2 separate regions of the Homo sapiens genome follow, and region 2 is linked to region 1. A link is a loop called in an ENCODE intact Hi-C map of the cell type or tissue named here. Cell type or tissue: Panc1. All regions are shown on one strand. Links, peaks and the distances in the headings refer to the core of each region. The heading gives the core; the rest is flanking DNA.

Region 1 (15,798 bases), core at 3,966-11,965:
GCAAATATTGTTCCCTACTGATTCAAACAGTGTATGCACTATATTGAAGTTTGTTGTTGTTGTTGTTGTTGTTGTTTTTTAAATTATTTTACTTTAAGTTCTAGGGTACATGTGCACTATGTGCAGGTTTGTTACATATGTATACATGTGCCATGTTGGTGTGCTGCACCCATCAACTCGTCATTTACATTAGGTATATCTCCTAATGCTATCCCTCCCCCCTCCCCCCATCCCACGACAGGCCCCAGTATGTGATGTTCCCCACCCTGTGTCCAAGTGTTCTCATTGTTCAATTCCCACCTGTGAGTGAGAACATAGGGTGTTTGGTTTTCTGTCCTTGCAATAGTTTGCTGAGAATGATGGTTTCTAGCTTCATCCATGTCCCTACAAAGGACATGAACTCATCATTTTTTATGGCTGCATAGTATTCCATGGTGTATATGTGCCACATTTTCTTAATCCAGTCTATCATTGATGGACATTTGGGTTGGTTTCAAGTCTTTGCTACTGTGAATAGTGCCGCAATAAACATACGTGTGCATGTGTCTCTATAGCAGCATGATTTATAATCCTTTGGGTGTATGCCTAGCAATGGGATGGCTGAGTCAAATGGTATTTCTAGTTCTAGATCCTTGAGGAATCGCCACACTGTCTTCCACAATGGTTGAACTAGTTTACAGTCCCACCAACAGTGTAAAAGTGTTCCTATTTCTCCACATCCTCTCCAGCACCTGTTGTTTCCTAACTTTTTAATGATCGCCATTCTAACTGGTGTGAGATGGTATCTCATTGTGGTTTTGATTTGCATTTCTCTGATGGCCAGTGATGATGAGCATTTTTTCATGTGTTTTTTGGCTGCATAAATGTCTTCTTTTGAGAAGTGTCTGTTCATATCCTTTGCCCACTTTTTGATGGGGTTGTTTGATTTTCTTCTTGTAAATTTGTTTAATTTCTTTGTAGGTTCTGGATATTAGCCCTTTGTCAGATGAGTAGATTGTAACAATTTTCTCCCATTCTGTAGGTTGCCTGTTCACTCTGATGGTAGTTTCTTCTGCTGTGCAGAAGCTCTTTAGTTTAATTAGATCCCATTTGTCAATTTTGGCTTTTGTTGCCATTGCTTTTGGTGTTTTAGTCATGAAGTCTTTGCCCATGCCTATGTCCTGAATGGTATTGCCTAGGTTTTCTTCCAGGGTTTTTATGGTTTTAGGTCTAACATTTAAGCCTTTAATCCATCTTGAATTAATTTTTGTGTAAGGTGTAAGGAAGGGATCCAGTTTCAGCTTTCTACCTATGGCTAGCCAGTTTTCCCAGCACCATTTATTAAACAGGGAATCCTTTCCCCATTTCTTGTTTTCATCAGGTTTGTCAAAGGTCAGAGGGCTGTAGATGTGTGGTGTTATTTCCTAGGGCTCTGTTCTGTTCCATTGGTCTATATCTCTGTTTTGGTACCAGTACCATGCTGTTTTGGTTACTGTAGCCTTGTAGTACAGTTTGAAGTCTGGTAGTGTGATGCCTCCAGCTTTGTTCTTTTGGCTTAGGATTGTCTTGGCAATGTGGGCTCTTTTTTGGTTCCATATGAACTTTAAAGTAGTTTTTTCCAATTCTGTGAAGAAAGTCATTGGTAGCTTGATGGGGATGGCATTAAATCTATAAATTACCTTGGGCAGTATGGCCATTTTCACGATATTGATTCTTCCTATCCATAAGCATGGAATGGTCTTCCATTTGTTTGTGTCCTCTTTTATTTCGTTGAGCAGTGGTTTGTAGTTTTCCTTGAAGAGGTCCTTCACATCCCTTGTAAGTTGGATTCCTAGGTATTTATTCTCTTTGAAGCAATTGTGAATGGGAGTTCACTCATGATTTGGTTCTCTGTTTGTCTGTTATTGGTGTATAGGAATGTTTGTGATTTTTGCACGTTGATTTTGTATCCTGAGACTTTGCTGAAGTTGCTTATCAGCTTAAGGAGCTTTTGCGCTGAGATAATGGGGTTTTCTAAATATACAATCATGTCATCTGCAAACAGGGACAATTTGACTTCCTGTTTTCCTAATTGAATACCCTTTACTTCTTTCTCCTGCCTGGTTGCCCTGGCCAGAACTTCCAACACTATGTTGAATAGGAGTGGTGAGAGAGGGCATCCCTGTCTTGTGCCAGTTTTCAAAGGGAATGCTTCCAGTTTTTGCCCATTCAGTATGATATTGGCTGTGGGTTTGTCATAAATAGCTCTTATTATTTTGACATACGTCCCATCAATACCTAGTTTATTGAGAGTTTTTAGCATGAAGGGCTGTTGAATTTTGTGAAGGTCTTTTCTGCATCTATAGATATAATCATGTGTTTTTTGTCTTTGGTTCTGTTTATATGCTGGATTACGTTTACTGATTTGCGTATGTTGAACCAGCCTTGCATCCCAGGGATGAAGCCTACTTGATCGTGGTGGATAAGCTTTTTGATGTGCTGCTGGATTCGCTTTGCCAGTATTTTATTGAGGATTTTTGCATCAATGTTCATCAGGGATATTGGTTTAAAATTCTCTTTTTTTGTTGTGTCTCTGCCAGGCTTTGGTATCAGGACGATGTTGGCCTTATAAAATAAATTAGGGAGGGTTCCCTCTTTATCTATTGATTGGAGTAGTTTCAGAAGGAATGGTACCAGCTCCTCTTTGTACCTCTGGTAGAATTCGGCTGTGAATCCATCTGGTCCTGGACTTTTTTTGGTTGGTAGGCTATTAATTATTGCCTGAATTTCAGAACCTGTTATTGGTCTATTCAGGGATTCAACTTCTTCCTGGTTTAGTCTTGGGAGGGTGTATGTGTTGAGGAATTTATCCATTTCTTCTAGATTTTCTAGTTTATTTGCTTAGAGGTGTTTATAGTATTCTCTGATGGTAGTTTGTATTTCTGTGGCATTGGTGGTGATATCCCCTTTATGATTTTTTATTGCGTCTATTTGATTCTTCTGTGGTTTTCGGGGTTTTTTGTTTGTTTGTTTGTTTGTTTCTGAGAAGGAGTTTCGCTCTTGTTGCCCAGGCTGCAGTGCAATGGCATGATCTTGGCTCACTGCAACCTCCACCTTCCAGGTTCAAGCAATTCTCCTGCCTCAGCCTCCCAAGTAGCTGGGATTACAGGTATGAGCTACCATGCCTGGCTAATTTTGTATTTTTAGCAGAGACAGGGATTCACCGTGTTGGTCAGGTTGGTCTTGAACTCCTGACCTCAGGTGATCCACCCGCCTCAGCCTCCCAAAGTGCTGGGATTACAGTCATGAGCCATCACGCCTGGCCTTTAATTGAAGTTTTACCTTTTGTTTAGCTTTCTGGTTTTTTTTCTGGAATTTCTCATTTGTTTTCCTTTATGTTTATTCCACCAATTGCCTTTTTTAATTCCCAATTATTTCCAAATTCTTCATAACTTAAGTATTATGTGTCCGTTTTCCCTGGATATCTCTTTCTTGGGATTCCTGTCTTCCTGCTCCAGTTTGGACTAATTGCTGAAGGGATCTCTGGAACACCTTGACTACTCCCCTACATTGGATCCACTATTGCTTAGATCTTATTTTTTTCCTGATTTTGCTCTTCATGTTTCTACAGCATATCTGAAAGCAAATTCCTAAGAAAGGGTTTGCATGAAATCGTTTTGAGTCCTGAAAATATCTTGGCTTTACTCTCATGTTCAAATGATAGTTTTGTTGGATATTGATCTCTTGTTGATAATCATTCTCCCTCAGAATTTTGAGGTCTTTCTCACTAACTTCTACCATTTATGGTTGCTATTGTTATTCTGATTCTTGCCTCTTTGTAGATGTCCTGTTTTATTCTCCTTTGAAATATTTAGGATCTTCCTCATTTTCAGTATTGTGAACTTTCATGCTATACATAGGTATACATCTATTTTCTTGATTTATTGTGCTAAGCACTCAGTGGCTCATTTTAATTACAATGTCATTCATTGCCATTGTAATGTCATTCAGCTTTAGAAATTTTTCTTATATCATTTCCTTCATTATTTCCTTTCTTCCATGTTCATGGTTCTTTGTTTCTGAAACTTAGGAGACTGAAGGCTGAGTCTAAACTTCCATTCTCCTGGCTCAGCCTCCCAGGTTGCTGGGATTACAGGCGTGCACCGCCATACCTGGCTAACTTTTGTATTTTTGGTAGGGACAGGGTTTCACCATATTAGCCAGGCTGGTCTTGAACTCCTGACCTCAAGTGATCTGCCCACCTCAGCCTCCCAAAGTGCCGGGATTACAGGCATGAGTCACTGCACCTGGCCCATATCTTCTGTACCTTTACTTTTTCATGTCTTTGTCTTTTTGTTTGTTTGTTTGTTTTTCTGAGAGATTTCCTTGTCTTTATTTTCTCATATCTCCATTTAGTTTCCATTTCAGCAATCATATTTTAATTTCTAATTCTTTTTTTTCCTATTTTATAACATCCTGTTCTTGTTTTAGGGACATGATACCTTCTGAGCATACTACATACAGATTGGTGTTTTTGTTTTAAGTTCTGTTCTGTTCTCTGAATTACTTTTGTTTTCTAGAGGTCAATTTTTCTTTTTGTTTAACTTTTTCATTTATTTTAACCAACTGTCTGGTAATCCTTGCACTTCTGCTCATGTTTAAGAACGAGGAGTTGCAGCCAGGTATGGTGGCTGGGTGTGATGGCACAGGCCTGTAATCCCAGCTACTTGGGAGGCTGAGGCAGGAGAATCACTTGAACCCAGGAGGCCGAGGTTGCAATGAGCTGAGATCACGCCACTCAACCCCAGCTGGGGTGACAGAGTGAGACTCCATCTGAAAAAAAAAATAAAGAATGAGGAGTTGCCGGTGCACTGGCTCACACCTGTAATCCCAGCACTTTGGGAGGTCGAGGCAGGTAGATCACTTGAGGCCAGGAGTTTGAGACCAATCTGGTCAACATGGCAAAACCTCACCTCTAGAAAAAGAAATACAAAAGTTAGCTGAGCCTGGTGGTGCATGCCTGTAGTCCCAGCTACTTGGGAGGCTGAAGGGGGAGGATCACTTGAGCCTGGGAGGTCGAGGATGCAGTGAGCCAAGATTGCACCACTGCATTCCAGTCTGGGCAACATAGTGAGACCCTATCTCAAAAAAAAAAGAATGAGGAGTTAAGGAGTGTGAGTAGGAGAAAAGCCTGTCAGCCAGCAGGTGATTGAGCAGGAAGCCAGCTGTACGCTGAACACCCCCTAAATGCTAGAATCCAGACAACTCTAGAGCTGCTCAATTTCGTCAGCAGAGAACTTCTAGGTATTTTATTATTCCGAGGGAATAAATCCTGGCTTCCAAGTTTAGTGTATGAGAGAGAGAGAAGAGATGAGGGATCAACCAGTCTGTTCACCTTCCTCCCACACAGCCTGGCATGGTGGAAGGCTCTGGCCTGGACTCAAGCCCTGGTACCTTCCTGGGACACCTTGTGTGAGTGACTGCAGCATCACAGGGCCCAGGTTTCCTCCAACTGCAGGTTCCACGGGGACCTCCACCCCCAATCTGAGCAAGGTCAGCTGGTAAAGGCAGCTGCTGAGAGGTGTTCCCTGTGCAGCCATAAGCCTGAGGAGCTGGGCAAGCTCTATAAATAGCAGCGGTGATTACAGAGTAGTACTCCTTTTAGATGCTTGCACTTTATAGCTTTCCATTCAAAACAGTCCCAGCCCAGTGTTTAGTCTCTCTGGGGGGCAGCTGTAAAGGCCACCTTGTTTCACAGCTAAGGAGAGGTTACAAGACAATTAAAATATTTTTGTCTCTTCTCTCTTTTGATGATTATTCCCATGCAGTGGTGGCCACTAGAGGAGTTGCTGCCTTCCATTACCCACAGGGAAACCCGAGAACACTCAGTGGCAACCTCCAGCCCTGAAGCTGGGCTCGAATTAGAGTTTCAGCCTTAATCCTTGCCTTGCTTTTCAGAGATTTACAAAAAAAAGTCAGAAATAATGGGGTCTTTGAATGGCCATAACCAGGCAACTGTAATTTACTTTAAAGGAGTGCATTTCCCCTTTAGGAAGATATAATCGTAAATGCTTCTTTTGCCAGAATAATTATATGCTCTGAATTCTCTGTATTCTCCATCACGATAAATGCAGTAATTGCACAAATTATGTTCTAACCACATGGAGATATGGAGATAAAGACAACATTCCACATTTATGGAATTGTAATAAATAATAATGATAGTCTTGATCATAAAAATTATAATTATATGGAAAGAGTGGCTATCATAATCTTAAAATTAATCCTGATTTGTATAGCCTCCTCACAGCGTTAAACCTCAATGCAACCTCACAGGGCAGGCTAGGCAGGGCAGGGGATATCATGACCAACCCGTCACACAGGTGAAGACATACAGGCCTGAGATGTCCTGACATTAGTCAGTAGCCTATGCTATATTGGGCTCATCAGACAGTACTCTCAGTGTTGTCCCTCCGCCTGAGCTTGGTGGACAGTGGGCAACAGCCCACACCACAACCCTTGCCCACCTCCCACTCCTCTCTCTGGGCAACCAAGCAATGGAAACTGGTATCTGGGGGCACTTGCTTGCAGTGACTTGCCTGAGCTGGCTGACAAGTGGGAGGAGGGCAAGGAAAAGAGAGATGACCTGGAATATTAAGGATTCTCCAAGTCAGCTGGAACAGATTCTGCAAAAACCCTTCTCTCTTCTCCAAAATAACCTGGAGCAATTATGAAAACTTTTTTCAGGAAGAAAAATATTAAAATGCAAATGAAGTGCAGTTGTGACTGTAAATCACTGAAGAAAAATGCCACTACTGTTTATAGAGTCCAGTGTAGGCGCTCAGCACTATTGTGGTGATGCCAATGGGGCTTACATCAGAGACGTGAAAGGACCACAGAGGTAATCAGGCCCAGATCCTTCGTTTTACAGATGACAGCCTGAGAGGGGGATGGTTAATCCATTTTCCCCAGGATTAAGATGGCATTAGTAAACAGTCTTCACAGAGCTAGGTACAAAGCACATACCTGTATCCGTTAGGAAAGTATTCAGCTGTAAGTAACAGAAAGCTGGCTCTACAGGTTCATGTGTCTTACCCAATAATCCAGAAGTAGGCAGTGCTGGGTCTGGATGTTCCTGGGCCTAAGCAGAAGTCAGCCCTGCTCCTCACCAGTCAAGCTTCTCAGGAGGCAGGGTAGGGTTCTGGGGACACAGTGTCACCAGAAATACAGGCTGTACGGTGAGAAGGGAAAAGTTGTTGAGGACCTATGGAAGAAACCAAGGAGATTCAGCTTAAAGAAGAGAAGCGCAGTAAAAACTTGACCACTATGATGTAAAAGACAATATAGGTCCTGTGTTGCCTAATTGGTCATAGTTAGGACAAGGGAGCGCATTTGTTGCATGACAAACTGACTCAACAACAGGAATAATTTTAATAATAGGCACTTACTGAAAATAGGTCACCTCTAAAACTAGTGAGTTTCCTGGAGGTATTCAAGCTGGGTAAAGAACTGGAAGTGGGGCTGGGCGCGGTGGCTCACGCCTGTAATCCCAGCACTTTGGGAGGCTGAGACAGGCAGATCACGAGGACAAGAGATCGAGACCATCTTGGCTAACACATTGAAACCCCGTCTCTACTAAAAAATTAGCCACGTGTGGTGGCGGGTGCCTGTATTCCCAGCTACTCTGGAGGCTGAGGCAGGAGAATGGTGTGAACCCAGGAGGCAGAGGTTGCAGTGAGCAGAGATCGCACCACTGCACTCTAGCCTGGGTGACAGAGTGAGACTCCATCTTAAAAAAAAAAAAAAGAAGTATAAGGAGGCGGTATAGCTCAGAGGTAGAGTGTTGGACTTCAGATCAAGAATTGGAAGCATATGGCCGGACGCAGTGGCTCACGTCTGTAATCCCAGCACTTTGGGAGGCTGAGGCAGGTGGATCACGAGGTCAGGAGATCGAGACCATCCTGGCTAACACGGTGAAACCCTGTGTCTACTAAAAATACAACAAAATTAGCCGGGGTGGTGGTGGGCACCTGTAGTCCCAGCTACTCAGGAGGCTGAGGCAGGTGAATGGCATGAACCCGGGAGGCAGAGCTTGCACCGAGCCAAGATTGGGCCACTGCACTCCAGCCTGGGCGACAGAGCAAGACTCCGTCTCAAAAAAAAAAAAAAAAAGAATTGGAAGTGTGTGTGTGTGTGTGTGTGTGTACGTGTGCATGCATGTTAGAGAAGGTTACAGCATTGAATAAAGAAATTATTTCCAAATTCCCTTTTGCAACAGTTCATTTAACTAAAACTATCTGTTGAGTTTCTGCTGTGTTCCACATAAGGACCATATTTTCCAAATAAGAAGCTGGTCTGAAATTTATGAAAAAACTAATGGAGAGAACAGGGTGTGGGATAAATGATTTTTACTGATCCACTTCTCAGGAACCACCTGCCTTCTCAGGATGCCATTCCATTGCTCCCTGGGGAACCCCCACTCCACAGAACAGGGCCTGTTTTCATTCAGGCTTGAAGGACTCCAGAGCGGGACAATATGGCAGCATTTTTTCCAGACACATTCCAGCCCGAGTTTAATATCTGTTCCATGTGATATCATGTGTCTTAAAGGTAGAGATAGCTCTGTTATTTATTAGCTATCACTTGAACCTCTCTGATCCTTACTTTTCTTACCTGGAAAATGGTACAAAATATATCTTCCTCGTAGGGTTGTTGTGAGGATGTAGTTATGCTTTGCACAGTGTTCAGCCTTTAGTAAAGATTCAACAGATATTGGATCATTTCGCTCCTCAGTCTCAGTTCACAGATTTTTTCATGTCCCTTTTCCAGGCCTCATTTCCTCTAAAATGTAGAGGTTGTACTGGAACCAGTCCTGTGATTTCTCCCAGCGCTGAACTTTCTGGCACCCAAAACAAAATGGCTGCCATGTTTTTCCCAGCCTTGGTCCGAAGGTCGTTTCTGCCAGGAGGTGGCACCACTGATTCATGTTTCCAGCAGAGAGGTGGGCTGACCATTTGTTAATTTCCCCTTAGCTTTGAAAAGGAGCCTCAAAACTCACCTGCTTAGCAGCTGCCTCTAAACTAACTTTTTAAATCCTGGGGTTGATGTTTCTTGAATGTGACCGAATTTTCCACTTTTTTGCTTGCTCCAAGAATATCAAAATTGTCTTCCTCAGTTCTCAATATTTAGTCCTCAGTATTTAGGGAAGGGGTAAAGAGAAACGGCGGTTGGTGAGGGTCACTTCCCCACTGTGGTCTTTCCCTTTGCTCAGAAGCAAAACTGCAGATATCCAAGAGCATGTGCTGCTGAATTGCACCTACAATCAGCCATTTGCATGCTATTCAGAAGGCACAAATGGCCACTTAGGCTGGCAATTGCCTAATTGCCACACAGAGGGTCACAGATACAATTTTGCAGCCTCAGATCTCTGGCAGCAGCTAGGCTGGAGAGGCCCAGAAAATGTGGTTTTCTAGTCTTCTCGGGTTACTGTGTGCAGGGCAGGAAAAGGACCTAAGGCCAAGAGGGCCAAATTCTTCATTTTACCCAAAGCCAGTCCTGGAGATGAAAAGTGAATTTAAGATGAAAATTCCCTAACTGTGTCCCACCCTTCGACTTTTCTCGAGAGTTTAGGAAACAGAAGATGTAGGGAGGAAGAGAGGAAGAAAGAGAGAGAAGGAAGATAAAGGGAGGGAAAAGGGGAGGGAGAGAGGAAGGAGAAAAAAGGAAGAGGAGAGGGAGAGGAAAGGAGAGAGAGGTAGATTACTTGTTGGAAATAGTTAAGAGTCAAATCAATTATTTTGCCTTTTCTCTTATAAGAAGTAAAATACTTTAAGATTTAAATATAAAACATAAATGTATTATTTGGTCTTTGCTTCTAGCTTGCTCTATCTGCTTTACACATGTAAGCACTAGACGTTTATTAGTTGTCAGCCTGGATAATTAAGGGGCTAAATCAAATCATCCTGTGGACTGATTCTGACCTTTCCAATGTTAGGTTGTGAAAACTTTCTTCTCTAATGCTAGCCTTAGCAGAATAGTTAAAATGCATCCCCTTCTGAAGAGGAAAAATATTACTGTGAGACACCATGCAAATTTTTTTTTTAATTGTCCAAAAAAGCCACGGTGATTCCTTGCTGATGGTGAAGGAGGCAGAGCAGGCAGAACACAGTTTCCTCTCTGGTCCCTTCTATTAGAGCTAACCTGATTATTTTAAATTGCCGGAGAAATCAAGTCACACACCGTCAAGTCCCATTGATGATGGTGTAGATCTTATTAAGTAAAATCATTTTTCTTCATTACAAACTAACCAAGTGCTCTGTATGTGGCTGTGAAATTTACATTTAAAAACCCATGTCTTTTAAGTCTTTCAAGGTTCACGAGGTGGAACAGGACCAGGAGGTTGTCAAAATGCTAGTTCTGCAGCTTCATCGTGCAGTCTCACTGGAGGCTTGTCTTTTCACTGGGTAGGGAGGTCAGGGGTTGCTACATCCCAGAACATTCCCTCCTCCTCTTGCCCCTAACTCATCTGCAGAATGGGAGCAGATGACTGTGGGCAAGAACATTATCATGGTTTCATCTGTTGTTGCTTAGGGAAAGAGGACATCCTTGCGGAAGGTTTGGCTTTCTCCTGGTCTAATGAATAAGTTCTACTCTAAAGTCAGCCAAGCATCTCAGGACACCAACAACAAATGAACTCTATTAGGGAATTCTGTAGTAGCTTTTTAAAAATTTTATCAATACCATGCACAGTCCTTGCAAAAGGCAGTTCCTTTCTCTTTCTTATTTTAACTTCACCCTTCTGGTGTGCAATGCCTTTTGTGGCAGCATGTGAAAGGTAGAGTCTTTTCAGTTTTGAGAAACAAACTCAGTTGAATTTCTGAGAAACTGGAAGGTGCTTTAGGTCCTGTTTCTTTCTTTGATATTTTCCCCACAGAGTGGAATGAGGATCAGAAAACTAATTCAACAGACTCTCGTAAGGGGTATAGTGTTTTATTAATGCATTTGGGCGAGGCAAAGTGGCGCATGCCTATAATCCCAGCACTTTGGGAAGCCGAGGCTGGTGGATCACCTGAGGTCAGGAGTTTGAGACCAGCCTGGCCAACATGACAAAACCCCATCTCTACTAAAAATACAAAAACTAGCCAGGTGTGGTGGTGCACACTTGTAGTCCCGGCTACTCAGGAGGCTGAGGCAGGAGAATTGTTTGAACCTGGGAGGTAGAAGTTGCAGTGAGCTAAGATCACGTCACTGCATTCCAGCCTGGGTGACAGAGCGAGACTCCATCTCAAAAAATAAATAAATAAATAACATAAAATAAAGCGCATTTGAAGGGGTCAGAAATCAAATCAATATTTGATTCAATTTACTGGAAATATACTATGAAGGAGACATTTAACAAAGACATCAATTGCCTCACTTAATCCTCACTACACTGTATGAAATAGGTTTTGTTATCTCATTTCTTTTTTTTTTTTTTTTTGAGATGGAGTCACCCTCTGTCGCCCAGGCTGGAGTGCAGTGGCGGGATCTCAGCTCACTGCAAGCTCCACCTCCCGGGTTCATGCCATTCTCCTGCCTCAGCCTCCCGAGTAGCTAGGACTACAGGCACCCGTCACCACACCCAGCTAATTTTTTGTATTTTTAGTAGAGACAGGGTTTCAATGTGTTAGCCAGGATGGTCTCGATCTCCTGACCTTGTGATCCGCCTGCCTCGGTCTCCCAAAGTGCTGGGATTACAGGGGTGAGCCACTGTGCCCAGCCATGTTATCTCATTTCTTAGATGAGGATACAGGTTCAGAGTACCTTGTCCTGAGTCACACTGCTTCTAGGTAATGGAAAGATAACTGAAATCTAGCTCTGTCTGATCCAAACCCTGGTTTTTTTTGTTTTTGTTTTTAAATTCCATGTGAGTTGAAGTTGAGTGCTGCAGAAATGTAAAATGTTGTTAATCATTTCTACAACATTTGCTGTGTGCGAGACACTGTGTTAAGTTTGGGGGTGGGGGTGCTGAATGGGGTGGGTAGAGAGAGAGTGACTGCCTGCACCTAGAGAAATGAATTGGGAAAACAGGTGCTGGGGATGTGCCAAAGGAAGCAACAATGGCACCCAAGGATGATTCACAATGTGGGGCCTGAGGTGAAAAAGGAGCAGGCAGTGTTGTTCCTAGGGTTGGATCTATGCCAGAAGATTATTGCAGATGAAACTCAGAGCAGCCTGAAGTAGGGGAAGGTAATTCTCCCTCTCTCATGCTGCACAGCTCAAAACTTTGTGAAAAGTTCAGGTAAACATTGGCTGAGAAGACTGCAAAACATTGCGATGTAGACCAGCTGGAGTGAATTTTACACCCGGTGAATGTTTTCTTGGCCACATTCTCTCCAAGCAGTGGAGTTCTCGAGAGCATGTCTTTGGCAGTGGGACCTGGCTTCACATCTCAGTTTCCACCTACTTGCTATGTGACCTTGCATCTCAGTGTCCTTACCTAGCAATAACTGCTGCATAGGATTATTGTAAGGATGGAATAAGATCATTTACAAGATGTGTGGAGCACAATGCTGGCATGATTTAAACATTATACACATATGTCCTCTAGGATTTTACATTCTTAGTTATCCATCCCCCCTGGCATTTTCAAACTATCTCTAACTTCCTCCCTTCAGCCTGAAACCATGTCCTGGTCTCTCTTACTTTATTTTTATTTTTTCATTTTTTTGAGACAGAGTTTCACTCTTGTTGCCCGGGCTTGAGTGCAATGGCACGATCTTAGCTCACTGCAACCTCTGCCTCCTGGGTTCAAGTAGTTCTACCTCAGCCTCTCAAGTAGCTGGGATTATAGGCATGCGCCACCACACCTGGCTAATTTTGTATTTTTAGTAGAGACAGGGTTTCACCACGTAGCCCAGGCTGATCTCTAACTCCTGCTGGTCTTACTTAAAAACAAACAAACAAACAAACAAAAAACTCCCCTCAACCTATTTGTGGAGCCACCCTCCCAGTTCTGCTCATGGAACTTCCAATCCTCTCAAAAGAGGATTCACAGGTTGCCAATTCCAAAGAGTAGGGACCATGTCTGTTTTGTATATTTCAGTATCTCCAGTGCCTAGCCTAGTGCTTGGCATAATCATAGTTGACATTCAATTATTTGTTGAATAAATGACTGTCTCCATTTCCTCATCATACTTTCCCAATTTTTGTCCTTGCAGTCTGGCTTCTGCTCTTACCACTCTTTCAAAGTTGCATTCCCACACAACCTCTAACTTGATCACCAAAGCTGGAGGCTGTTTCTCCATTCTCTTCTCTCAGAATTCTATATAGTCAATGCAATTCTTTAAAACAGGATTCCACTGTGCAGTATTTGGTAAACTCAAATGTACTCCAAGGGATATAGACAAGGTTAGATTCTCCAGTTGCTTAGTTATCTACTTAGTTAGTAGTATCCTTTGAAGTCTTTCGGGGTCACTTCTCTTTGATGGGGGTGAGTGGCATAAGACAGTGAACATCCTGGGAGGTACCTTCCCTGATCTAGACAGCTGGAAACAATCTCTCCCTCCTCTGACATGCTTTACTAAGCTTTGTCTATACTTCTCCAATGAAACTATTTCTTCCCACTTCAAGTAATGGTTATTTATAGCCCTGTCTGTGTCACACCTAACCCACCCTGTGTATGCCCTTTGAGGGCAGGAAGCAGGCTTTTCCTCATCCTCCCCTTCTAGCTCAGCCTCTGGCACATGCAAAAGGCCTTACAAATGGACCAACTGAAAGAACTAATAGTGGAAAGAAGAAAATACCTTGAGTAGTCATGGAGTTCCTGCCCACAGAGAGTTTTAGAACAGCCTCTCTCATTTGTGTTAAAATTGGTAAAGCCCTGCAATGGACTAGCCCTGGCCTGGATAGAGTAGGAAGGATAAAACAGAGACTAACCCTGGGAGCACAGTCCTTACTTATAGTCCAATTGGGACAACCAGGGGTGCATGCAAAAAGGAAGCAGCAATTCAAAAATGCGAGAAAAAATGCAAGAAATATCATGAGCAACATGTAAGGAACAAACACCTATTCAAATTAATATTCATTGGGTAGTATTATATCTATGTGCCAGCAGTGCATTATAGGACTAAAAGGAGCTAAGAGGAAAATCCCTCAGGTTGCAGGGATGAGGGGTGGTTTCAAAAAAGGGGCTAAAAAGTATGCTGAATACTGTTGATTCTTTGGTTTAATTTGCCAGAGAACTAGGTAGGTATGTCGTTGCATTAAGTCCAGTCTACAGACTGCAGGCACTGAGCACAGCCCTCTTTAAAGCCCAGATGTTTCCAATGCAATAGAGTGATTAAAAGTCTTGTTCTAGGTCAGTAAGACTTGGGTTTGAGTCCTGACTCTATCCCTGTGATTTTGGCAGATCACCCTGATGCAAGAGGTGGGTTCCCATGGTCTTGGGCAGCTCCACCCTTATGGCTCTACAGGGTACAGCCTCCTTCCCACCTGCTTTCACAGGCTGGCGCTGAGTGTCTGTGGCTTTTCCAGGTTCACGGTGCAAGCTGTCAGTGGATCTACCATTCTGGAGTCTGGCGGATGGTGGCCTGCTTCTCACAGCCCTACTAGGCAGTGGCCCAGTAGAGACTCTGCATGGTGGCTCTGACCCCACATTTCCCTTCCACATTGCCTTAGTAGAGGTTCTCCACGAGGGCCCCACCCCTGCAGCAAACTTCTGCCTGGGCATCCAGGCATTTCCATACATCTTCTGAAATCTAGGCAGAGGTTCCCAAACCCCAGTTCTTGACTTCTGTGCACTCGCAGACTCAATGGCACATGGACGCTGCCAAGGCTTGGGGCTTGCACACTCTGAAGCTACAGGCTGAGCTCTAAGTTGGCCCCTTTCAGCCATGGCTGGAGCAGCTGGGACACAGGGCACCAAGTCCCTAGACTGCACACAGCACAGGGACCCTGGGCCTAGCCAGTCTCTTTGCCAAAACATAACAAGAGTCGCCTTTGCTTCAGTTCTCAAAAAGTTACTAATCTCCATCTGAGACCACTTCAGCCTGGACCTTATTGTCCATATCGCTATCAGGCTTTTGGTCAAAGCCATTCAACAAGTCTCTAGGAAGTTCCAAACTTTCCCACATTTTCCTGTCTTCTTCTGAGCCTCTGAACTGTTGCAACCTCTGCCTCTTACCCAGTTCCAAAGTCGCTTCCACATTTTCGGATGTCTTTTCAGCAATGCCCCACTCTACTGGTACCAATTTACTGTATTAGTCTGTTTTCATGCTGCTAATAAAGACATACCTGAGACTGGGCAATTTACAAAAGAAAGAGGTTTATTGCACTTACAGTTCCACGTGGCTGGGGAAGCCTCACAATCATGGTGGAAAGTGAAAGGCACATCTCACATGGTGGCCAGAGAGTGAAAGAGAGCCAAGTGAAATGGGTTTCCCCTTATCAAACCATCAGATCTCATGAGACCCATTCACTATCACAAGAACAGCACAGGAAAGACCCACCCCCATATTTCAATCACCTTCTACTGGGTTCTTCCCATAGCACGTGGGGATTGTGGGAGTTACAATTCAAGATGAGATTTGGGTGGGGACACAGCCAAACTATAACACACCCCCCCAAACCTAAATTTCAGCACTGTGAAAGAGAAATTATGGCCTGGCATGATGGCTCATGCCCGTAGTCCCAACACTTTGGGAGGATCACTTGAGGCCAGGAGTTTGAGACCTACCTGGACAACATAATGAGACCCTGTCTATACAAAAAAAAAAAAAAAAAATTAGCTGGGCATGGTGACACATGCCTGCAATCTCAGCTATTCAAGAGACTGAGGCAGGAGGATTGCTTGAGCTCAGG
Region 2 (15,798 bases), core at 3,103-11,102, 290 kb after region 1:
TTTCACCATGTACAAAAATGAACTCAACATGGATTAAAGACTGAAGTGTAAAACCTAAAAGTATAAAAACCCTAGAAGAAAACCTAGGAAATACTCTTCTGGGCATCAGACCTGACAAAGACTTCATGATGAGAATTCCAAAAGCAATTGCAACAAAAGCAAAGACTGACAATAGGGACCTAATTAAACTAAAGAGCTTCTACACAGCAAAAGAAACTATCAACAGAGTTAACAGGCAACCTAGAGAATGGAAGAAAATCTTTGCAAACTATGCATCTGACAAAAGTCTAATATTCAGCATCTATAAAGAACTTAGATCAACAAGCAAAAATCAAATGACCCCATTAAAAAAATGGCAAAGGACATGAACAGATACTTCTCAAAAGAAGACATACACACCAATAAGCATATGAATAAATGCTCAATATCACTAATGATTAGAGAAATGCAAATCAAAACCACAATGAGATAACCATCTCACACTAGTCAGAATGGCTACTAATAAAAAGTCAAAAAATAACAGATGCTGGTGAGGTTGTGGAGAAAAGCAAATGCTTATACACTGTTGGTGGGAATGTAAATTAGTTCAGCCACTGTGGAAAGCAGTCTGGAGATTTCTTAAGGAACTTAAAATAGAGCTACCATTTGACCCAGCAATCCCATTACTGGGTATATACTCAGAGGAATATAAATCATTCTGCCAAGATCATAAAGACACATGCATAAAGACACATGCATGCATATGTTCATTGCAGTACTATTCACAATAGCAAAGACATGGAATCAACCTAAATGCCCATCAATGGTAGACTGGATAAAGAAAAAGTGGTCCATATATACCATGGAACATTATGCAGCCATAAAAAAGGACAAGATCGTGTCCTTTGTAGCAACATGGGTGGGGTTGGAAGTCATTATCCTAAGCGAGTTAACATAGGTACAGAAAACCAAATACCACATGTTCTCACTGATAAGTGGGAGCCAAACATTCACTTTAAGATTCTGAACTATATTCAATTAAGTCATAAATAATCTTTGAATGCTTTGATAATTTCTTTTTTTTTTTTTTTTTTGAGATGGAGTCTCGCTCTGTCGCCCAGGCTGGAGTGCAGTGGCACAATCTCGGCTCACTGCAAGCTCCGCCTCGCGGGTTCACACCATTCTCCTGCCTCAGCCTCCCGAGTAGCTGGGACTACAGGCACCCGCCACCACACCTGGCCAATTTTTTTGTATTTTTAGTAGAGATGGGATTTCACCGTGTTAGCCAGGATGGTCTCGGTCTCCTGACCTCGTGATCCGCCTGCCTCGGCCTCCCAAAGTGCTAGGATTACAGGTGTGAGCCATCGTGCCCGGCCTGCTTTGATAATTTCTAAGTAATATAGAATCCCCAGACCAATCTCAGTTGTTATTTCGTACACATGCTTTTGGATTTTATTTTTATAAGTTATAGAGTGGTTCTTTGAGTCTTACTAATGAGCGTGTTAATTTTTTCCACTTCAATGTGTGAAAGGGATGTGTGTGGACATATGAGGTTGCATTATGTGAACTTATGAGCTTTTCTGGGCTACTAAATGCTTCTTATATGTAACAAATAGTTCTCAATTGCCACTTCTTAGTAGTTTCCATGAAGTAAAAGTAGCTTCTTTGATTACAGTTCTAAATAATACAAGTGGTAGAGATTATTGCAGGTGCAGTGTGACAGAGAAGTATGAAGAGAACACTATTATTTAAAGCAAAGTGTTTGGTGTAGAATGTTAAAGAAGATAGTAAAGGATGAAACTTGGATGGTGAGGAAAATTAAAGTCATGCAAACAGTGAACTTTATTTGCCTTGGTTTATCATAACTACAGATAATGAGCCTGAAAAGAAGCAATAAAATTTATTACAACTGTTAGTAAGTTTTGCCCAATTTTTATGAGTTTTACGAGTAGAAATTTAAGATAAAGTAAAAATGTAAAGTTTTTAACTGCCTAAAGTTTAGGTTAATACAAAATTATAATTTATTTTTTCCCTTATGTTAAAATGATAAATTGGTTTCAGAGCCTTCAGTCTGTTGTTAACCACAGGCAGGTTATTTTTTTACCTTCAATTTAATCTACTCAGATAATGAAACTTTATTTTTTTGAGACAGGGTCTTGCTCTGTCACCCAGGCTGGAGTGCAGTGGTGCCAACATGGATCATTGCAGCCTTCCATTCCTGTACTCAAGCAATCCTCCCACCTAAGCTCCCTGAGTAGCTGGGACTACAGGTGTGAGCCACCACGCCTGAGTAATTTTTTTTTTTTTTTAGAGACATTATCTCACTATGTTGCTCAGGCTGGTTTCAAACTACTGAGCTCAAGCGTCAAGTGCTCTGCCCACCTCAGTTTCCCAAAGTGCTAGGGTTATAGGTGTGAGCCACTGTGCCCAGCCTGCAATTTTATATCTCACAAGAAAAGTTTTCTGATTTTGTCATGGCCTTGATTACAGTACTTAAAAACAAAAACAAAAAACAAAGTACTCATGCTGAAAAAGCTGAAGTTCCTTACAATTGTGTTATCTTTTAGGATTTTTTTCACCCTATATTTTTCTTTTCTCTAGTGTCAACTCCTGTGCCAACCTTGATTTATAGGTAGTCAAGTTAAAATAATTCATTGTTCTCAGATTTCTATGATTTTTTCTTAATCAAGTGACAAATTCTGCTATGATAACTTTTTGATTATGCTTTTCCAAGATCGAACCCTAAATTATATTTTCAAAAATTCAAGATGTCTTTTAGACCTAACTGTTTTTGAGTTTTCCCAAGAGGCCCCTAAAAATCATGAAGATTTATTCTTTTTTTTTTTTTTTTTGTGAGATAGAGCCTCACTCCATTGCCAGGCTAGAGTGCAATGGCGTGATCTTGCCACTAGATTTATTCTTTACTCAAAAAGGAATGGTAAAAATAATTGAAATTGCCTGATATATTTCATATTTCTGAAGTAGCAGAACATTATTGTAAGAACTGCATGGGAAAAGCTGTCAAATTTAAAGTTCAACCATTTCTAGTTCAATTTTTAGGTAAATAGTACCAATATAAACATGTTTCAGAGATTATGCACTTAGCATAATTTTTCAATGTCTTCACTATCCATAGTATGTTCTTTCCTTTGAGGAAAATATTGACCAAATCCTTTTTAAACAGTTATATATTGTATACCAGTAGAGAGTTTTTCTCTTCTCCATTTTCATTTAGCATCAGGCATTCAGTATTATCATCGGCAGGTTATTTCTGCTTTTCTCTCATGCTCACCTGAAGCCTTTGCTATAAGCTGTAGGTTAGAAAGGGTCTTGGCTGGGCGCAGTGGCTCACAGCACTTTGGGAGGCCAAGATGAGAGGATCGCTTGAGGCCAGGAGTTCAAGACCAGCCTGGTCAACAGAGCGAGATCCCATCTCTCAGAAAGAAAAAAAAAGAAAGAAAGAAGAAAAAAAGAAAGAAACAAAGGAAGGAAGGAAGGAAAAGAAAGAAGGAAGGAAGGAAAAGAAAGAAAGAAGGAAGGAAAGAAAGGAAGGAAGGAAAAGAAAGAAAGAAGGAAAGAAAGAGAGAGAGAGAGAGAGAATGAAAGAAAGAGAGAAAGAAAGAAAGAAAAGAAAGGAAAAGAAAAAAAGAAAGAAAGATTGCCTCAATCTAAGGAGGAAACACTTAGGGCATTGCAGAAGACTATAGAATTGATATCCTCAGCTATTGATACGTCAAGAAATTAAGACAGAGGCAGTGAAAAGTGGATGGATCTGAGAGATATTTAGGACTCTGAGGTTGATTGGATTTGTGGCACCTATCTGATATGATTTGGATGTTGTCCCCTCCAAATCTCATGTTGAAATGGAATCCTCAGTGTTGAAATTAGGGCCTGCTGGGAGGTGTTTGGATCATGGGGGAGGATCCCTTGTGAATAGCTTAGCACCGTCCCTTTGGTGATGAGCGAATTCTTGCTCTGAGTTCACCCAAGATCTGGTTGTTTAAAAGTCTGTGGCACCTCCTCCTGTCTCTCTTGCTCCCACTCTCACTATGGGACATGCTAGCTTTCTGTTGCCTTCCACCATGATTGTAAGCTTTCTGAGGCCTCACCAGAAGCAGATGGCAACACTACGCTTCTTGTAAAGCCTGCAGAACCATTAGCCAATTAAACATGTTTTCTTTATAAATTATCCATTTGTATTTATAGCATGCAAAAATGACCGAACACACTATCATAGGTATAATTATCAAATTCAAAAGCATTCAGTTCGTGAATATTAAAAGCTTCAGTTTTGTTCTCACTCAGATAGAAAAAACCATTTCATGTCTGTCAGGATGTGAATCAGAAAAATGACTGTGGCTGGGCATGGTGGCTCGTGCTTGTAATTCCAACACATTGGGAGGCTGAAGTGGGAAGATTGCTTAAAGCCAAGAGTTCAAAACCAGCCTGGGAAAAATATAAAGACCCTGTCTCTACAGAAAAGTTAAAAAAAAAAATGCTTCTGGTAAAGTCCAAGAAGAAAACGATAGATCTGCTCAAATGTCTGAATAAAGTATTGATAATATGAGGGCTTTACACAAAATCATAATTAATCCTTTCAATACCCTACATATAGATATTATTGCTTGCATTTTACAGATAAGGAAACTGAGGCTTGGGGGGAGAACCTTACTCAGGGTCATACAGCTAATAAAAGTAGAATTGGCTGAGTGTAGTGGTGCACGCCTGAAATTCCAGCACTTTGGGAGGCTGAGGTGGGAGGGAGGCTTCTGCCCAGGTTGCAGTGAGCTATGATGACAGTGCCACTGGATTCCTGCCTGGGTGACAGAGTGGGACCCTGTCACTAAAAAAAAAAATAACGATAATTAAAAAAAAAAAAAAGAAAAGTAGACTAGGCATACTAACCCAATTTGTCCAGTTACAAACACTTGATTAGAGGACCAAATTTTGATGCTAAGGAATTAAAAAAAAAAAAAAGGATTTTACCCTGGAAAGATGTTAACATTCCCAACATTCCTGACCTTAGATCCTGAGCCCCCTGGTTTAAAGGCCGCCTCTCTGAACCACTTCCAGTTGCACTTTCTCCAAGTGTAAGGAAGCTGTTCACCTGCAACCTGCTCACCCTTCTACATCATGGTTTGGCTACCTCGAATCCCTGCCCAACAGCCCCAGGCTACTTCCCGGAGTCTTTTCTCTGGCTAGTCCTTCTGAGGGTGGCCTGTGAGTCTTGAGTGTACATCTCTATGTCCAATGACAGGCTGTTAGCTCTGCTATGTTCCTGCATGAAACCCCAAGGAGACTGAGAATTCCAAATGTAAATTTGGCCTTCCAGGTCATTATGAATGCATATTCAGACTATGTAAGGAAATAGAGTTTATTTTATTAAATACTTTCTTAGCTTAATTTATAACTACCGTGTAACATTTGATTCACATGTATAAGGGAGGAGCCCACCCCTCATATTGTCTTATGCCCTAGGCTGCGTCTTGCTCCTGTACACGGATGACCTTCTGCTGGAACATGCCATGGCAGTTGGGTGTGCGAAGGGGACGGATGCCCTGCTTCAGCACCTGGAGAACTGTGTGTATAAGGTGTCCAAGAAGAAAGCTCAGATCTGCAGACAGCAGGTACACTACCTGGGATTCGCTATTCGGAAAGGGGAGCGCAGCCTGGGGTCAGAAAGAAAGCGGGTCATCTGCAGCCTACAGGAACCTAAAACCAGAAGGCAAGTAAGGGAATTCCTGGGAGCTGTGGGGTTTTGCAGATTATGGATTCCAAACTTTGCTGTACTGGTCAAGTCTTTGTATGGAGTTACAAAGGGGGGCGACCGGGAGTCTTTTGAATGGGGACCTCTACAACAGCAAGCCTTTCGTGAGTTAAAGGAAAACCTTATGTCGGCCCCAGTCCTAGGACTACCAGATTTGACAAAGCCCTTTACACTGTATGTGTCAGAAAGAGATAAAATGGCAGTTGGAGTTTTAACCCAGACTGTGGGGCCCTGGCCAAGGCCAGTAGCCTATCTCTCAAAACAACTAGATGGGGTTTCTAAAGGCTGGGCCCCATGTCTAAGGGCCCTGGCAGCAACAGCCCTGTTAGCACAAGAAGGAGATAAACTAACCCTTGGGCAAAACCTGAATATAAAGGCCCCCCGTGCTGTGGTAACTTTGATGAATACCAAAGGACAGCATCAGCTAACAAACGCTAGATTAACCAAGTACCAAAGCTGGCTGTGTGAAAATTCCCACATAACCACTGAAGTCTGTAACACCCTAAATCCCACCACCCTGCTCCCAGTATGAGAGCCCAGTCGAGCATAACTGTGTAGAAGTGTTGGACTCAGTTTGTTCTAGCAGACCTGACTTTCAGGACCAGCCATGGGCATCAGTAGACTGGGAGTTATACGTGGATGGGAGCAGCTTCATCAACCCACAAGGAGAAAGACATGCAGGATATGTGGTGGTAACTTTGGATGCTATCATTGAAGCCAAACTGTTGCCACAGGGACGTCAGCCCAGAAGGCTGAGCTCACTGCTTTAACTTGGGCTCTAGAACTCAGTGAAGGTAAGACTGTAAACATCGACACTGACTCTCGATATGCCTTTCTAACCCTCCAAGTGCGTGGAGCATTATATAAGGAAAAGGGCCGGTTAAACTCTGGGGGAAAGGACATAAAATATCAACAAGAAATTCTACAATTATTAGAGGCAGTGTGGAAACCTCAGAGAGTGGCAGTCATGCACTGCAGGGGACACCAGCGAACCTCCACTTCAGTGGCCTTAGGAAACTCCCGAGCTGACTCAGAAGCTCAAAAAGCAGCATCTACCCCTTACTGGGCATCGGTAGCAGCCTCCTTACTCCCTCAAACACCTGACCTGGTACCTACCTATTCTAAGGAAGAAAAAGAATGTTTCAACACAGAAGGGGGCAAGTAATAAAAGAAGGATGGATCAGACTGCCAGATGGGAGGGAAGCTGTGCCGCAGTTGCTGGGAGCCACAATCATACTGGCCATGCATGAAACCACTCATCTAGGTCAAGAGTCACTTGAAAAGTTGTTAGGCCGGTACTTCTACACTTGCCAGCCCTTGCCAAAGCAGTAGCACAACGGTGCGTTACTTGCAGACAGCAGAACGCAAGGCAAGGCCCCACTGTTCTGCCCGGCCTATAAGCTTACGGAGTAGCTCCTTTTGAGGATCTTCAGGTGGAATTCACAGAAATGCCAAAATGTAGAGGTAACAAGTATTTGCTGGTTCTTGTGTGTACTTACTCTGGGTGGGCGGAGTCTTCCCCAACACGAACCGAAAAGGCCTACGAAGTAACCCTTGTGCTTCTCCGAGACCTTATTCCTAGGTTTGGACTGCCCTTATGAATCAGCTCAGATAACGGGCCGGCGTTTGTGGCTGACTTGGTACGGAAGACAGCAAAGGCATTAGGAATCACTTGGAAGCTGCGTGCCGCCTACTGACCTCAGAGTTTCGGAAAGGTGGAGCGAATTAATCGGACTATCAAAAATGGTTTAGGGAAAGCACGTCAGGAAACAGGATTAAAATGGATACAGGCCCTTCCTATGGTATTGTTTAAAATTAGATGCACCCCTTCTAAGAAAACAGGATACTCCCCTTATGAAATACTGTATCATAGGCCTCCTACTATACTACGGGGACTTCCAGGCACTCCCCGAGAGTTAGGTGACATTGAGTTACAGCGACAGCTACAGGCTTTGGGAAAAATTACACAGACAATCTCGACTTGGGTAAATGAGAGGTGTCCTGTCAGCTTGTTCTCCCCAGTTCATCCTTTCTTTCCAGTTGATCGTGTGTGGATCAAGGACTGGAACGTAGCCCCTTTGCGGCCATGGTGGAAAGGACCTCAGACCGTCATCCTGACCACCCCCACGGCTGTAAAGGTAGAAGGAATCCCAGCCTGGATCCACCACAGCCATGTGAAACTGGCAGCCGCTGAAACCTGGGAGGCAAAACCGAGCCCGGACAACCCCTGCGAAGTGACTCTGAGGAGGCCGACAAACCCTGCTCCAGTCACACCCGGAAGCTGACTGGTCTACGCACGGCCGAAGCATGAGGAGAATCATCGTGGGACTCATTTTCCTTATAATTTGGACTTGTATAGTAAAAACTTCCACTGATTTTCCCCGCATGGAGGACTGCTCTCAGTGTATACATCAGGTTACTGAGGTAAGGCAACAAGTTAAAACAATCTTTCTGTTCTATAGTTACTGTGAATGCCTAGGAACTTTAAAAGGAACATGTTTATATACTGACACTCAGTACAAGGTATGTAGCCTAGGAAACGACCGGCCAGCTGTGTGTTATGACCCCTCTGAGCTTATCCAACACGAAACTGAAAAGGCCTACGAAGTAACCCGTGTGCTTCCCTGAGACCTTATTCCTAGGTTTGGACTGCCCTTACGAATTGGCTTAGATAATGGGCCGGCGTTTGTGGCTGACGGTTTTTGAAATAAGATTAAGGGCTGAAGACTAGTGGGGACGCGTAAATGATACAAGTAAAGTAATAGCCAGAACAGAAGAGAAAGGGGTGCCCAAACACATAATCTTGAAATTTGATGCCTGTGCTGTCATTAGTGGCAGTAAATTAGGAAAGGGATGTGGCTCTTTTGGGAAAAAGGCGATATGACTGAAAATAAGTACATTTGTCATGAATTAGGACTGTGTGGAAATGAATGTGAACACTGGTCTTGTGTCATTTAGGCCACTTGGATAAAAAAATGAAAAGGATCCAGTCCACTTCAGAAAGGAAAAAGTGGCCCTTCCTGTACTAAGGGACAATGTAACCCCTTAGAGCTAGCAACAACCAATCCCCTTGATCCTTGCTGGAAAAGAGGGGAGCATGTGACCTTAGGAATCGATGGGGCAGGACTGGATCCTTGAGTAAATATCTTAGTTCGAGGAGAAGTTTACAAACGCTCTGCTCAGCCAGTGTTTCAAACTTTCTAAGATGAACTAAATGTGCCAGTACCAGAAATTCCAGGAAAAACAAGAAATTTGTTTTTGCAATTAGCCAAGCATGTAGCCCAGTCTCTCAGTGTCACTTCATGTTATGTATGTGGAGGAACTGTGATGGGAGATCAATGGCCATGGGAAGCCCAAGAATTAGTACCTACAGACCCAGTTCCCAATGAATTCCCAGCTCAAAAGAGTCACCTTGATAATTTCTGGACCCTGAAGCCTCAATTATTGGACAATATTGCATAGCTAGAGAAGGAAAATAATTCACTCACCCCTTAGGACAACTTAGTTGTCTGGGACAGAAACTGTATAATGGTACCACAAAAACAGTCACTTGGTGGAGTTCAAATCACACAGAAAGGAATCCATTTAGTAAATTCCCAAGGTTGCAAACCATGTGGACCCACCTGGAGTCCCACTAGGACTGGACAGCCCCCACTGGATTATACTGGCTATGTGGGCATAGAGCTTACGCTAAATTACCTGGCCAGTGGGCAGGTAGTTGTATTACTGGCACTATTAAACCATCTTTCTTCCTACTGTCCATAAAGACAGGCGAACTCCTGGGCTTCCCTGTCTATGCTTCCCATGAAAAAAGAAGCATAGCTATAGGAAATTGGAAAGATAATGAATGGCCCCCAGAGAGAATCATACAATATTATGGACCTGCTACTTGGGGACGAGATGGTTCATGGGGATACTAGACCCCCATTTACATGCTCAACCAAATCATATGGTTACAAGCTGTCTTAGAAATAATCACTAATATGGGCTGGGCGCGGTGGCTCACACCTGTAATCCCAGCACTTTGGGAGGCCAACGCAGGTGGATCACGAGGTCAGGAGATTGAGACCATCCTGGCTAACATGGTGAAACCCCGTCTCTACTAACAATACAAAAAATTAGCCAGGGGTGGTGGCGGGTGCCTGTGGTTCCAGCTACTTGGGAGGCTGAGGCAGGAGAATGGCGTGAACCTGGGAGGCAGAGCTTGCAGCGAGCCGAGATTGTGCCACTGCACTCCAGCCTGGGCGACAGAGTGAGACTCCATCTCAAAAAAAAAAAAAAAAAGAAAAGAAAGAAAGAATCACTAATAAAACCGACAGAGCCTTGACTATTCTGGCCTGTCAAGAGACTCAGATGAGAAATGCTATCTATCAAAATAGATTGGCTCTTGACTACTTGCTAGCAGCTGAAGGAGGGGTCTGTGGGAAATTTAACCTTACTAATTGCTGTCTACACGTAGATGATCAAGGGCAAGTAGTTGAAGACATAGTCAGAGATATGATAAAACTGTCACATGTGCCCATGCAAGTGTGGCATGGATTTGATCCTGGGGCCATGTTTGGAAAATGGTTCCCAGTGTTAGGAGGATTTAAAACTCTTATAATAGGAGTTATATTAGTAATAGGAACCTGCTTACTGCTCCCTTGTTTGCTACCTGTACTTCTTCAAATGATAAAAAGCTTCATCGCTACCTTAGTTCACCAAAATGCTTCAGAACAACTGTACTATATGAATCACTATCGATCTGTCTTGCAAGAATACATGGGTAGTGAGGATGAAAGTGAGAACTCCCACTAATTGACTGAGGTTCTCAAAGTGGGGGAATAAGGGAGGAGACCACCCCTCATATTGTCTTATGCCCAATTTCTGCCTCCAAAGAAAGAAGTAAAAATTAAAAGGCAGAAATGGAATCCACAGGCAGATAGCCCAGCATCACGCCCTGGGCCTGGTAGTTAAGAATCAACCCCTGACCTAACTGCTCGTGTTATCTATAGATTTCAGACATTGTATGGAAAAACATTGTGAAAATCCCTGTCCTGTTTTATTCCGTTCTGATGACCGGTGCATGCAGCTCCCAGTCACGTACCCACTGCTTGCTTAATTGATCACGACCCTCTCACGCGGACCCCGTTAGAGTTGTAAGCCCTTAAAAGGGACAGGAATTGCTCACTCGGGGAGCTCGGTTTTTGGAAACGTGAGTCTGCTGATGCTTCCAGCTGAATAAAGCCCTTTCCTTCCACAACTCGGTGTCGTCTGAGGGGTTCTTGTCTGTGGTTCGTCCCGCTACACGTACAGGGTAATGGTTTAATATTTCATGAATAATATTAATTGTATTTCAAAATTAATGTGGTTAAATATACTGATATACTTTAATACATTTTTTCAACAGTTTAATGTTTTGGCATAGATAATAAATACAAATAGGAATTTGCATTTATCTAATGACAAAATGTTAACATTTTAAACTCTACTCAGTTATAAACTAAACTCAATTTTAAAATGTTTAAAAAATGTGTGGATGACACAAAAACAAACCTTCATGTTTGTTTATATTCTCCCCTTATTAATCCTCTTTAAGGATTAATTAAGCCTACAAAATTCTACTTTAATAATAGTTGTTCTCCTTAAGAGTCCCTTAAAACTTTTTTTTTTAATTAAATAACTAGGCCAGGTGTGGTGGCTCACACCTGTAATCCCAGCACTTTGGGAGGCTGAGGTGGGTAGATCCCCTGAGGTCAGGCATTCAAGACCAGCCTGGCCAACATGGTGAAACCCCGTCTCTACTAAAAATACAAAAAAATTAGCCAGGCATGGTGGCGCATGCCTGTACTCCCAGTTACTAGGGAAGCTGAGGCAGGAGAATCACTTGAACCCAGGAGGTGGAGGTTTCAGTGAGCCAGGATCACACCACTGCACTCCAGTCTGGGCAATGGAGCGAGACTCCGTTTTGAAAAAAAAAAAATGAAATAAGTGGTATTGTGCCAAAACAAGTCTAATAGGAAAAACAATCAAGCTCATACCCTATAAATATATATCTAAGATATTAGGACCCAAAAGAAAAGGAAAATTATGCAGGGTCACTTCACATTCTACATGACCTCTACCTAGATATTCTCATTTAATTTTAAATCACATTATCATTTCCGAAAGCCCAAATTTAAAATAGTAAAATAACTAATGCATTTAACACCTAGTGCCTAGAGTTTGGTCTGTAAAGCTATTCTCCACTAAATAGAACTAAAAGTTCTTGGAGAATTTCAATTCCTAGAGAAAAAAAAAGAAAAGAAAAACCTTTAAGGTGGACCTAAGTGATCTTGCTACTAGAATGAGGGATTTTTTTAAATGCCTTTTAAAGTTCCAAAGTGGTGTTAAGAAAACATAGAAAGCAACCTTTTCCAATGGCAAAATTTCGAATTTTGCACATCAAAAGTAAATAAAATTATAGGTAATTAATTTTAGGTTACGAATAGTAAATCATACTTAATTTTTGCTCCATAATGTATGCTTACACTCTCTAAGAACCTCAGGATATGAAATAAGGAAATAAGTATGCTTGTGTACTATAGAGATTGTTTTGAAATTTTTACTTTAAACTTGTAATATTTTTTACAAACAAAATAATTTATGGATTTACATACATAAACTATTAATAATAAAAGGAATAAGTATAAATCTATCACTGAAAATTACAGAGAGAGGAAAAAAATAACCTGGTGATATGGTTTGGCTGTGTCACCACCCAAATCTCATCTTGAATTGTAGTTCCCATAATCCCAACGTGGGGACCCAGTGGGTGATAACCGAATCATGGGGGCAGTTACCTCCATGCTGCTCTTGTGGTAGTGGGTGAGTTCTCATGAGATCTGATGATTTTATAAGGGGCTTCCCCCTACTTTGCTCTGCACTTCTCCTTGCTGCGGTCATGTGAAGAAGGACGTGTTTGCTTTCCCTTCCACCAAGATTGTAAGATTCCTGAGGCCTCCCCAGCCTTGCAGAATTGTGAGTCAATTAAACCTCTTTCCTTTATAACCCAGTCTTGGGTATGTCTTTATTAGCAGCGTGAGAACAGACTAATACACCTGTCAGTCTCCTTCATGCTTTCTGATTGCACGCTTTAATGCAATGACCAGAATCAAACAGAAACGACCTTGGGTGTTTTCTCTGGATTTTCCTGGGCAACCAGCCAGTGGGACCTGGACCTTCTGGCTCACAGTTGGAGGGGCTACACCTGAACTCAGCTTTTCATGGGATGGACAGTTTCTTCCAACACAAGTTCCAACAACTTTCTGTTTGACCCAAGGTCTCCAGATACTGGATAATGGGCTTTTTCAAAAAATACCTATCGGGCCGGGCGCAGTGGCTCACGTCTGTAATCCCAGCACTTTGGGAGGCCGAGGGGGGCGCATCACGAGGTCAGGAGATTAAGACCATCCTGGCTAACACAGTGAAACCCCGTCTCTACTAAAAATACAAAAAATTAGCCGGGCATGGTGGCGGGCGCCTGTAGTCCCAGCTACTGGGGAGGCTGAGGCAGAAGAATGGCGTGAACCCGGGAGGTGGAGCTTGCAGTGAGCTGAGATCGTGCCACTGCACTCCAGCCTGGGCGACAGAGTGAGAGTCTGTCTCAGACAAACAAACAAACAAATAAATGCCTGTAAACAGACTGCCTGGTGCTCTAGTAGTTTCCTTACTGACAAAATTCTTTTTGTGTGTGCCCTATAAATAGGAGAGCAACAAGAGGATGGGATTCCTCTCCTATTATGCAAACCCACACCATGGATCCAGCAGACTACTCTGGCCCCAGCATGCTGCTCCTTGGGATGATGGGAGAAGGGGGAAACCTGTGTTTTCTCTTGGTTTTGTAAGTTTCCCCTTTCCCCAGTAAAACTCATCCCTTAATCTAGTGGTTCTCAAACTTTGGTGTGTATCAAAATTATCTGGTAGGCTGGATAAAACACAGATTGCTGTGCCCCACTTCCAGAACTTCTGGTTCAATAGATCTAGAAGGAGACTGGGAATTTGCATTTCTAACAGGTCCCCAGATGATGGTAATATTGCTGGTGGTGGTGGGGAGGACCACATTCTGAGAACCTCTGTATTTAATTTTATTTGTATTTATTTATTTTATTTATTGTTTTAATTTAATTTTTGAGTCCCTGTTACTCAGGCTAGAGTGCAGTGGCATAATCATAGTCCACTGTAACCTGAACTCCTGGCCTCAAGTGACACTCCCAAAGTGCTGAGATTACAGGCGTGAGACACAATGTGCATCCCGGGCCTTCGTTTTAATTCATACAGTGTGACTATGTGGTAATCAGTTCTGTTGGTTACCAAAAAGGCTCCCACTTGTATGAACTTCACATAAGAGTTAACCACTCTCCTTTCTAGTGCCTATCTTTACAGACGACCCCTGACTTATGATGGTTTCTCTTTGATTTCCTAACTTTACAGTGATGCAAAAGCTATATGCATTCAGTAGAAACCATGCTGTGAGTACCCATACAACCATTCTGTTTTTCATTTTTAATACAGTATTCAATAAATTACAGGGTATATTAGACACTTTATTACACCTTATTATGTTAGATGACTTTGCCCAACTGTAGGCTAATGTAAGTGTTCTGAGCATGTTTAAGGTAGGGTAGCCTAAGCTATGGTGTTTGGTAGGTTAGGTGTTTTACATGTATTTTTGACATAGGATATTTTCAACTTATGATGGGTTTATCAGGAGGTAACCACATTGTAAGTAGAGAAGTGTTTGTATAGTTTTACCACATACCTAGGAATCCTTATCTAGTGGATTCAGTTTCCGTTGTTCAAAAGTTTTATAAAGGCCAGGCATGGTAGCTCATGCCTGTAATCCCAGCACTTTGGGAGATGGAAGTGAACGGATCACCTGAGGTCAGAAGTTCGAGACCAGCCTGGCCAACATGGTGAAACCCCACCTCTAATAAAAATACAAAAAATTAGCCAGGCTTGGTGGTGGGTGCCTGTAATCCCAGCTACTCAGGAGGCTGAGACAGGAGAATCGCTTGAACCTGGGAGGCAGAGATTGCAGTGAGCCAAGATGCCCCATTGCACTCCAGCCTGGGTGACAAGAGTGAAACTCCATCAAAAAAAGAAAAAAGAAAAATAAAAAAGTAAAAGTTGTATAAAATAGCATTATTTCTTGAGGATATTATTTGACTTGCTTTTTTCACTCATCCATCCAATGTATAGCTATCATTCACTCATTTTTATTGTTGTATAATATTCTGTTTTGTGTATATACCTGTTGAAAGACATTTGGCTTATTTTCAGGTTTTTTTCTATGAAGTTGCTATGAACACCTATAAATGTTTCCTAGTGTATAGGACCAAGACTTTTTCTAGGGCAGTAATTCTCAGATGGGGGAAATTTTGCTATTCCCACCCACCCCTGAAACCCAGAAGACATTTGGCAATGTCTGGAGACACTTTTATTATTAGAACTCAGGAGTGTTACTAGAATTAAGAGGGTGGATGCTGCTAAACATCTTAAAATGCACAGAGCAGCCTAAATTATACAAAATGATCCAGCCTATAATGTTAATAGTGTGGAGGCTGAAAAACCCTGTTGTAGGACAGTGGTTCACAAAGCATCAGCATCACCTAGGAACTTGCTAGAAATCTCTAAGATAGATACATAGGAGTGGAATTGCTGGTTATAAAATAAGCAGGTATTCACATTAATAAGATTATGCCAATTTGCCCATTTTATTGTGGGGTTGTGTTTCTTTTTCTCTATATATTTTGTTTATATGTTCTCTTTGTTTATTATTGAGAAAGAGGGCAAAAAGCAGCCCCTGATATTCAGAAGCTGACCTGGCACTCACAGCTTGGCCATAATATTATTCTGTTGAACATTAACAATTTAAATCTCATAGAATACCAAGCTGAGACAAAAGTACTCTGAGATCACAATAAAATGAGACAAGGCCACTTCATAGCATTATCTAAGCATAGGCAAAAACAAGGTCTTTGTGTCACCCATAAGATAACAGACACCCCCTTTCTGGATAAAATGTACAACAG

Evidence for each region. A loop is a pair of places that touch in the nucleus more often than their neighbours do. Peaks named below come from ENCODE experiments on the same cell type or tissue, not always from the same donor. Only the 100,000 strongest peaks of a DNase experiment are listed, where the experiment ranks them.
Region 2: a loop joins it to region 1, with 4 times the contacts of the local background. A loop is called at or near these places in 7 of 110 quality-filtered maps.

The regions. Positions count from the first base shown.
Region 1 is chr15:55,793,064-55,808,861 of GRCh38, reverse strand. No RefSeq gene overlaps it. Among named protein-coding and RNA genes, the nearest start is that of PRTG, 58 kb to the right of the region's middle. In Panc1, for the core only: CTCF peaks have their summits at 8,721 and 8,921 (motif pointing right); a DNase peak (open chromatin) is centred at 8,905; H3K27ac peaks cover 553 bases.
Region 2 is chr15:55,505,931-55,521,728 of GRCh38, reverse strand. It overlaps LOC124903496, which reads left to right. Exons shown (of 2, transcript XM_047433411.1): 2 at 5,458-10,988. The coding sequence starts at 5,505. The coding sequence ends at 6,278. DNAAF4 (dynein axonemal assembly factor 4) reads left to right here and starts at 13,495. Exons shown (of 10, transcript NM_130810.4): 1 at 13,495-13,607. In Panc1, for the core only: CTCF peaks have their summits at 7,456 and 7,672; a DNase peak (open chromatin) is centred at 7,674.